Regions from separate parts of the Homo sapiens genome. Here region 1 is linked to region 2. Evidence: chromatin loops called from intact Hi-C (ENCODE). Cell type or tissue: mammary epithelial cell. All regions are shown on one strand. Region 1 overlaps DNAI7 (dynein axonemal intermediate chain 7). Region 2 overlaps BCAT1-DT (BCAT1 divergent transcript).

What was found. Peaks named below come from ENCODE experiments on the same cell type or tissue, not always from the same donor. Only the 100,000 strongest peaks of a DNase experiment are listed, where the experiment ranks them.
Region 1: it touches region 2 in a loop (12-fold over the local background); 3 of 110 quality-filtered maps call a loop at or near these places.

The regions. Positions count from the first base shown.
Region 1 is chr12:25,152,468-25,157,467 of GRCh38, reverse strand. DNAI7 (dynein axonemal intermediate chain 7) reads left to right here. Exons shown (of 16, transcript NM_018272.5): 5 at 2,056-2,157; 6 at 3,012-3,149. Among named protein-coding and RNA genes, the nearest start is that of DNAI7, 40 kb to the left of the region's middle. In mammary epithelial cell, a CTCF peak has its summit at 2,200 (motif pointing right); no DNase peak of the experiment used is centred here.
Region 2 is chr12:24,957,894-24,962,893 of GRCh38, reverse strand. BCAT1-DT (BCAT1 divergent transcript) reads right to left here. Exons shown (of 3, transcript NR_199054.1): 2 at 2,722-2,840. Among named protein-coding and RNA genes, the nearest start is that of BCAT1-DT, 11 kb to the right of the region's middle. In mammary epithelial cell, a CTCF peak has its summit at 2,471 (motif pointing left); a DNase peak (open chromatin) is centred at 2,443.

The DNA.
Region 1 (5,000 bases), 190 kb before region 2:
CAGCTGGATTCTCATATCTATTTCAGTATTCCATCTGTTGCAATATGTTGTTTTGTATGAAGCATATAAGGAAAATCTGGCCTTATACAGATATGCAATTGAAAAAAAGTAATATTTTAATAGCCTTTCTGATAATTGTGGATATTCTTCTTTGATACTGTATCAAAACTTTTTTTTTTTTTTTTTTTTTGAGACGGAGTCTCTCTCTGTCGCCCAGGCTGGAGTGCAGTGGCACAATCTCTGCTCTCTGCAAGCTCCGCCTCCCGGGTTCACGCCATTCTCCTGCCTCAGCCTCCCGAGTAGCTGGGACTACAGGCACCCGCCACTGCGCCTGGCTAATGTTTTTTGTATTTTTAGTAGAGACGGGCTTTCACCGTGGTCTCAATCACCTGACCTCGTGATCCACCCGCCTCGGCCTCCCAAAGTGCTGGGATTACAGGTGTGAGCCACTGCGCCCGGCCAAGTTGTAGTTTCTTAATGTGGAATATGAAACCATATCAGTCAACTATTCATACTCTGTTATTTTAAAACATTGATCTATCTTACCCTCTGAACAGATCTTGTTTTCATACATGATTTGGCATTATCATGTGTTGCTTGCTTGAAAAGTTTTGGTTTACTGAATTATTTGCTTCCAAATGTTGATGTAATTGATTATTCATTATCAAAAATCACATACATTAGTATAATCACCAACCAAATCAGAAGATTTTTTCATTTTTTTTTTGAGACAGAGTCTTGTTCTGTCACCCAGGCTAGAGTGCAATGGCATAATCTCGGCTCACTGCAACCTCCACGTCCCAGGTTCAGGCGATTCTCCTGCCTTAGCCTCCCGAGTAGCAGAGATTACAGGCACCCGCCACCGCGCCCGGCTAATTTTCGTATTTTTAATAGAGATGGGGCCAGGCTGATCTCGAACTCTCCTGACCTTGTGATCCATGCACCTCTGTCTCCCAAAGTGCTGAGATTACAGATGTGAGCCACCACGCCAGGCCCAAATCAGAAGTTTTTAAAGATCGGAATACTTTCAAGCTTACAGTGATAGATACAAGTTTTCTAAAATTTGAATTTTTGCCTGACAGCTTGAATTTTGTCATTGGCAACAGATATTTTGAGTTGTATCCTTGAAGTGACACACTCCATTCATTCATTTTTGAGAGAATGTCTACCAAATTAGTCAAATAATTGCACAAGTGATATTTCTCAAGACAGTATTGTCATTCGATATGCAGCAGAAGAGCTTTATGCTGACTTCCCATTTTATCCAACAGGCTATTAAAAAGACATGTACTTAGGGTTCAGATTTAATACAATTAATAATTTTCACCTCTTCATCAGGGCATTCTTTTTTTTTTTTGTAACGTGATTTAGAGTCTTGCCCTGTCATCCAGGCTGGAGTGCGGTTGCGCGATCTTGGGTTAGTGGAACCTCTGCCTCCAGGGTCAAGCAGTTCTCCCCCTTCAGCCTCCTGAGTAGCTGGGATTACAGGCACACGCCACCATACCCGGCTAATTTTTGTATTTTTGGTCGAGATGGTGTTTCACCATGTTGGCTGGTCTCGAACTCCTGACCTCAAGTGATCCGCCTGCCTCAGCCTCCCAAAGTGCTGGGATTACAGGCGTGAGCCACTGCACCCATCCATCCGGGCATTCTTTTGTGAAGCTGGCTCCTTCCCTTCACCTCTCCCCCTAGAAGTAGTACAGTTTGGGGTCACTGTCTGATCTGTGCTAAGACATCAGCACTTTCACACCATCTTGCACAATCAGTGCAAATAGATACACGATGAAAAAGTCAAATAATGTTAGTATTATTATGGAAATAGATTTGACCTCACAGATCCCAGGTTTTAGGTACCCATCAAGAGTCTGTAGATCACACTTTGTAAGCCACTGTTTCAGATGAAACCTTTTGGAGATATCAGTTATATTCAAACTAATTTTAATATTCATTTTGAAACTGCAGTTATATATTTAGCCACGTCAGTTTTAGATGCTACTTGTGAAACATAAAGTTAAAATTAAAGAGCTGATCAATGTATCTGTCCTTGTGCAACAGGATCTAGAAAGGAGAAATGAAGAACTTGAAGAACTTTATTTATTAGAGAGGTGTTTTCCTGAAGCAGAGAAATTGAAACAGGAAACTAAATTGCTTTCTCAGGTAGGACTGATTTCTCTTTTTTAGCTAATACCTTTGTCACCACAAGAGGGAGGTGTAGTCCAATTTTGATGCCAAGAAAAGAAACTAAATTTTTCTGTTTTAAAAAACCCTCTCATCTGACAAATTGATTGCTTATGGCAAAGTAAACTAACATAACTTTGTAGAAAGCTATTTGTCAGTAATAATGTCCTTGAAATGTTTATATTCTTTGACTCTGACTCAATTGCTGGGAATGTATACTTAGGGAAATTATGCTAAATTAAAACGTAAAAGCTTTGTGCTTAAGGCAATCTAGTCTTGCTCAAAACTGCATAACTTTGGAAATAATATAGGTGAATATCAGGAGAAAAATGAAAAACTATTATAATATGGCTAAAGATTGTGGTATAATCAAGTGAAAAATTCTAAGTACAGTACAATATGATTACAAATGTGAAATTTGCATAAACTACAAAATGAATGGAAGGCCTTCTACTAAAATGCCAGTGGCAACTAGACATTAGTAATAACTTGGGAAGTAGAAATTAGCCTAAGTGTTGGCCTTTGCAAATAAGCAGCTCTATGATTAGAGAGGAAAACTAAGCAAAACAAAACTACTTATAAATAATGCTTTAAAAATAAAAATGTGAAAGTATTTTAGTGCTTCTATGTATCTGAATATTAAGGATTAGAAGTTACTTGGATAAAGAAGAACTTGGTTATTTTAGAGCTCTCTCAAGTTACTGGTTAAAGCCATCATGTTTTTATCTAAGTTGGTTAAACTAGGTTATAAAAATTCACCTTCAAAAAAGAAGTCATTTAATCTTTGGTTGAATCTTCATCAATGTGAACCTTTAAACATTTTTATTCCACAGTGGAAGCACTACATTCAATGTGATGGGAGTCCTGATCCTTCAGTAGCCCAAGAAATGAACACGTTTATTAGTTTGTGGAAAGAGAAAACAAATGAGACTTTTGAGGAAGTGATTGAGAAGAGTAAAGTAGTGCTAAATGTAGGTATTTATGCATTTTCCTATAAACTGGCTATTACAAATAGTCTGATATTAACTCAAAATAAAAATTAATATATCATTTGCCAAGTAATAACACTACTGCTTTTGAACCCTTAGCAAAAGAAGTAATTGGTAATCTTTTCATTTTCTTTTTTCTTTTTTACAAGTCCTAAGAATTCCTTGCCATATTAGCTAAGGTCAGCATATCATAAAACATTGATTATTTGTCTGTCTAATCAAGAAAAAAAAATCAAGTTGCATGCATTCATGTAGATAACTCGGGTGGGGGTAGTGGGTAATTTTATCCTCAGTTGGAATATCCACTGTTCAGTAATTTAGTACCCATGATTTTTCATGTTTACTAGGTGCCAGGTATACACTCTGTTAGACAGTGGGGGTACAAAGACAAATCAGAATATTCTAACTTTTGTTCCTGCAAATAGGATGGTTAGACTAGCCTGAGAAGCTGCCACTTTACAATGCACTTAAAAATACTGGGGGAAAAAAAACTAATTTATTAAAAAAAATTTAAATTCATTGCTTTAATCAAAAAAAGTAAGGTAAAACCTTAGAGGCCATAAAACAATCCAGAAAGTAAGAAGGTCTTGAAGCCATGGCTTCATAGCTAACTAGTTAGTGGCTTAGCTAGCTAACTGCTATGGCTTAGCATTGGTTCAAAGGGCCATCAGGAGGCAAAGCCTAGAGTACATACAAGGTGGTAAGTTGAACCAGAGACTCCTGTATGGCTGGGAGCCTCAAAAGACATTATGGATAACAGGAAAAATTTATTGTGCAAAAGGAGATAAGATGCGTTTGGCTTATCTTTAGCTTAGTGAATAAGAAACAAAAATGTCTCCACTAAGAATTTTTATTTATTTATTTATTTAATTAATTTTTTGAGACGGCATCTCGCTCTGTCACCCAGGCTGGAGTGCAGTGGCGTGATCTCGGCTTACCGCAACCTCTACCTCCCGGATTCAACCAATTCTCATGCCTCAGCCTCCCAATAGCTGGAATTACAGTCATGTGCCACCACACCTGGCTAATTTTTGTATTTTTAGTAGAAATGAGGTTTCACCATGTTGGCCAGGATGGTCTCAAACTGCTGACCTCAAATGATCCAGCAGCCTCAGCTTCCCAAAGTGCTAGGATTACCACTGCACCTAGCCAAGAATTTTTAATGAGGAGTGAATCAAAAGTTGGATTGGAAAATTTACCAGAAGACAGCACAGAGACAAAGAGATAGAAAATATGAAAGAGCAGTTGACAGGCATGTATTATAGAGTAACAAGGGCTAAAAAAGAAAAGAAGGGATACAGAAGAATGGAAGAGAGACAATATTCAAAGAGATAATGGCTGAAAATTTTCCAGAATTGATGAAAGATGTGAATCCTCACATTCAGGAAGCTCAAGAAATTCTAAGTAAAACGAAAAACTAGCGTTTATACTTTTAACACTTCTGACACCAAATGTATGTGGGGTTTTCTCACACCAACCAATTATCCAACTCTCCAGATTCCTACTGAAGTGTCCTTCGATCCAGTGCTGGTACTGAGTACTTAGAGCTAGTGCAGACCCCCGTCCCACAAAACTGCCCTTTCCTTCACTTCCAATCACAAGTCCCAGCTTGTCACCTGTACTTCTGATCAGCCTGTTATAAATCAGCCACAAGCCATTGGTCAGGTTATTTGCTGTAATGGCTCACAAAACTCAGAGAAACATTTACTCGCCTTTACTGGTTTATTATAAAGGATATTACAAAAGATACAAGTGAAAAACTAGATGAAGAAATACAAGGGGTGAGGTCCGTAGGGAGGAGTGTAGAGCTTCCGTGCCCTCTTGGGGCACACC
Region 2 (5,000 bases):
TCATTAACATCCTCTTCTTTCAAACTGAAGAACTCCCTTTAATATTTCTTATAGGATAGGTCTACTGTTGATGAAATTCCTCAGCTTTTCTTTGTCTAGGGAAGTCTTTATTTCTCCTTCATGTGTGTAGTATTTTTTGATGAATTCTGCTATTAAGAGACTGTAATTCATTCTTCAGTATATCAATTGCATTTTTCAGCTCCAGAATTTCTGCTTGATTCTTAACTATTTCAATCTCTTTGTTAAATTTATCAGATAGTATTCTGAATTCCTTCTCTGTGCTATCTTGAATTTTGTTGAGTTTCCTCAAAGCAGCGATTTTGAATTCTTTGTCTGAAAGGTCACATATCTCTGTGTCTCCAGAGATATGTGCCTTATTTAATTCATTTGGTGGATTCATGTTTTCCTGGATGGTCTTGATGCTTGTGGAGCTTATTGATGTGTGGGCATTCATGAAATTAGGTATTTATTTTATTTATTGTAGTTGTTGCAGTCTGGGCGTGTTTGTACCTGCCCTTCTTGGGAAAGCTTTCCAGGTATTCAAAGAGAGTTAGGTGTTGGGATCTAAGTTTTTGTTTACTGCAGACTTATCTGCATTAGGGGGCATCCCAAGCCCAATAACACTATGGCTCTTGCAGACTCAAGAGGTACTGCCTTGGTGGTTTTGCATAAGATCTGCAAGAATTCTCTGGATTACCAGAAGGAGCCCTTGTTCTTTTCCCTTACTTTCTTTGAAACAAATGGAGTCTCTCTCTCTGTGCTGAGCCGCCTGGAGCTGGGGGAGAGGTGACATAAGCACCCCTGTGGCCACCACCACTGGGACTGTGCTGGGTCAGACCTGAAGCCAGCACAGCACTGGGTCTTACTCAAGTCCCACTGTAACCACTGCCTGGTGACAGCCTATGTTTGTTCAAGACCCCAGGGTTCTACAATCAAGAGGTGGTGAAGCCAGCTGGGCTTGTGTCCTGTGTTATCTTGAATTTTGTTCAAGAGTGACTAGCTCTCCAGATTCCAGGCATGACTAGAGATGCCCTCTGGGAGCCAGGTCCTAGAGTTGGAAACCTTAGGAATTTACCTGGTGATCTATTCTACTGTGGCTGAACTGACACCCAAACTGCAAGGCAAAGACCTTCTCACTCTTTTCTCCCCTTTCTACAAGCAGAGGAGTCTCTCCCCATGACCACCACCACCCCAGGCCTATGGCAAATACTGTCTGGCTACCATCGATGTTCACTCAAGGCCCAAGGGTTCTTCTGTCAGCTTTTGGTGATGTTGGCAGTTCTGAGTCTGTTCCTTCAGGGAAGCGGGCTCCCCTCTGGCCCAGGGCAGGTCCAGAAATACTGTCTAAAAGCCAAAACCTGGAATCAGAGACCCCAAGAGTCTAGTTGGTACTCTACCCCACTGTGGCCAAGCTGGTACCTAAGCTATAAGACAAAGTCTCCTTTACTCTTCCCTCTCCTTTTCTCAAACAGAAGGAGTCTCTCCCTGTAGCCACCACAGATGGGAATGTGCTGGGTCATATCTGAAGCCATCACATCTCTGAGTCTCACTCAAAGCCTATGGCAAGTATTGCCTGGGTACCACTGCTGATTATTTAGGGCCCAAGACTTCTTTTTTTTTTTTTTTCCCCAAGACAGAGTCTTGCTCTGTCACCCAGGCTGGAGTGCAATGGCGTGATCTTGGCTCACTGCAACCTCCACCTCCTGGGTTCAAGCAATTCTCCTGCCTCAGCCTCCCGAGGAGCTGGGATTACAGGCGTCCGCCACCATGCCCAGCTAATTTTTTGTATTTTCGGTAGAGACAGGGTTTTACCATGTTGGCCAGGCTGGTCTTGAACTCCTGACCTCGTGATCCACCCGCCTCAGCCTCCCAAAGTGCTGGGATTACAGGCGTGAGCCACTGCACCTGGCCTGGCCCAAGGAGGGTTCTTTAGTCAGCAGGTGTTGAATTCTTCTAGGACTGGGCCCTTCCCTTTGAGGTTGTGAGTTCCTTTCTGGCCCAGAGTGTGCTTAAAATGTCTTCTGGGAGCTAGGGCCTGGAATGGGGCCATCAAGACTCTGCCTATCCTATTGTAGTGCCCAATCCTATGGTAGCTGAGCTGGTATCCACGTTGCAAGACAAAGCCCTCTTTACTCTTCCCTCTCCTCTCCTCAAGCCTGAAGGAAGGGGTCTCTCCCAGAGCTGCAAGCTGTGCTGCCTAGGGTTAGGGGAGTGGTGGCACAAGCACTTGCTTGGCTGCCCTGGCTGGTTTCTCACTAGGTCACATGCTCCTTAAGTCCACTAGCTCTGAGCCCAGCACAGCACCAGGACTTGCCCAGGAATTACAGTCCTTGTGGCCTAGACCACCTTTCACATTTATTTAGGACCCCAGAACACTTTAACCTATTGTGGTGAGGCTTGCTAGAACTCAGGTTCCAACCACTGGGGTGGGTGATTCATCTTTGGCTAAGGCTGATCTAAATGCTCCCTCTGCTGGTGCTGGCTGAGTTTTGCCCAGTGTTGCTTTCTGCTGACAGGGCAGCACTGAGTTCCAACGCAAAGTCCCACAGTCACTGTGCTCTTCCTCCCCTAAGCATATAGAATCTCTCTCCATGCCATATGGCCTCTGACAAGGGATGAGGAAAGGGTGGTATTGGCAATTCAAGACCATCTTTCTTTCTTACCCTCTTCAGTGCCTCTTTCAGTGATGTGAAATTAAAACCAAGTACTGTGATTACTCACCTGATTTTTGGTTCTTACGAAGGTGCTTCTTTGTGTGGATAGTTGTTCAATTTGGTGTTCCAGTGGGGAGGACAATTAGTGGAGGCTTCTATTGAGCCGTCTTGCTCTGCCTCTTCCTCCTGAAGGATAATGTTTTAATGAAAAATTTAGAGATACAGTAATTCTGGGAGATGAAAAGATCTAGTTCGGTTGTGTTAAACTTTGGTATGCACAATAATATATCAGTATCTCAGGTGGTTACTAAAATGCAGATGTTTGTGTTTTACTCCTATACCTTACTCCCCAGTAATTATGAATCAGTAGATCTTGGGTGGGACCTGGGGGAGAGCATCTTTAGCAGAAGTCAAGGGTATAACTATGGAAACGAATGGTTTATGTAGAGTAGAAATAAAGATCATCCAGATTCTAGGTGTTGGTCCTCACTTGAAGACCTAAGATAATGGCAAGGTTCTGGATAGAGAGGAAACTTGTGAACCAAATAAGGAAACCTTCATCTTTTTAAAAGAGAGAGCCTAAGTAGGTAATAAATAATAGTGTGGAGAGGACATAAAAGAGAGTGACTTGAACCTAATTCAGTATGCTCTAAGCATTATCTTTAGAACCATCAGTACATTTGATTTGGGTAAAGGGAAGAGTATTTGGGCAATGGTGATTGAGTGAAAAGTGTTTTATTTTGTAGAAAAAAAATCTCATAGAATAATTTTAAAAAGCATTATGATCGAAGATGATAATAAGAGCTTATATTTATTGAACATTTACTATGTGCGAGGCACTATTTTGATTACTTCATGCATATTAAGTCTTAATACTCATGAAAACCATGGGCTTTATTTTCCCCATTTTACAGATAAGGAAAATAAGGCTAAGATAGGTTAATATGTCAAAATGTCGTGAGGATACCAGTTAGGTAGCTAATGTCTGGGCCGGGCGCAGTGGCTCACCCCTGTAATCCCAGCACTTTGGGAGGTCGAAGCGGGTGGATTGCCTGAGGTCAGGAGTTCAAGATCAGCCTCGCCAACATGGTGAAACCCTGTCTCTGCTAAAAATACAAAAATTAGCCAGGCATGGTAGCGGGCACCTATATTCCCAGCTACTCGGGAGGCTGAGGCAGGAGAATTGCTTGAACCCAGGAGGTGGAAGTTGCAGTGAGCTGAGATTGCGCCACTGCACTCCAGCCTTGGCAACAGAGCAAGACTTCGTCTTTAAAAAAAAAAAAAAAAAGAAGCTAATGGCTGAAGGAGAGATGACAGAAGTTTGAAATAAGATATTCTAATGAGTGTGAAGAGCGAAAGACAAATTTAAGAAATTATAAAGGGGAATCTTTGTAATAATAAAGGGACATTATAAATGATCAGATTTGAAGAGAGTTCAGGAAAGGTAGGATCTAATGTTGACTGACTGTTGTTTGGGATACTGGTTTAATAGTGTTGTTATTAAGAAAGCTAGAAGGCCGGGCCTGGTGGCTCATGCCTATAATCCCAGCACTTTGGAAGGCTGAGGCCAGCAGATCACCTTAGGTCAGGAGTTTGAGACCAGCCTGGTGAAACCTCATCTCTACAAAAAAATACAAAAATCAGCCGGGCATGGTGGCGTGCACCTGTAATCCTAGCTATTAGGGAGGCTGAGGCAGGAGAATTGCTTGAACCCAGGAGGCGGACATTGCAGTGAGCTGAGATTGCGCCACTGCACTCCAGCTTGGGCAACAGAGCAAGGCTCTATCTCAAAAAAAAAAAAAACAACAAAACAAAGAAAATTCAAAAAGAGTCTACCAAGCATGCAACACATAGTAGCAAGACACACACACACATACAAACACACATGCACACACACAGAGAAGGATTTAAGAGTAAATATAAGTTAATTATATATACGATAAAAGTCTACTGAGTTATACATGCCTTTGGGTCAGACATGTGGAAATGTACATTAGTCAGAATTATGAGTAGAGTGCTCTTGAAGCAGGTGACACTGGAGTATGTGTGTTATTGAAGCCAAGAAATGCTTCTGGTGATAGTAATAAAATATTCCACCAGAAGTGGCAAAGCAGTAAAGATTAATTATGTCATATAACAAAACTTTTGAAGGTAGGCAACTCCAGGTTTGGCAAAGTGGCTCAGTGATGTCCCCAACAGTCCAGTCTCTTTCTTTTTTCTTTGCCATCCTCAATATTTGGTTTTTGGTCTTGGGCTTGCCACTCATGGTTGCAGGATGGTTGGTGGCAGCATTCTGAAACATTTATCTGTATACAACATTTAAAACAAGAAGAGAATGGGGTGAGA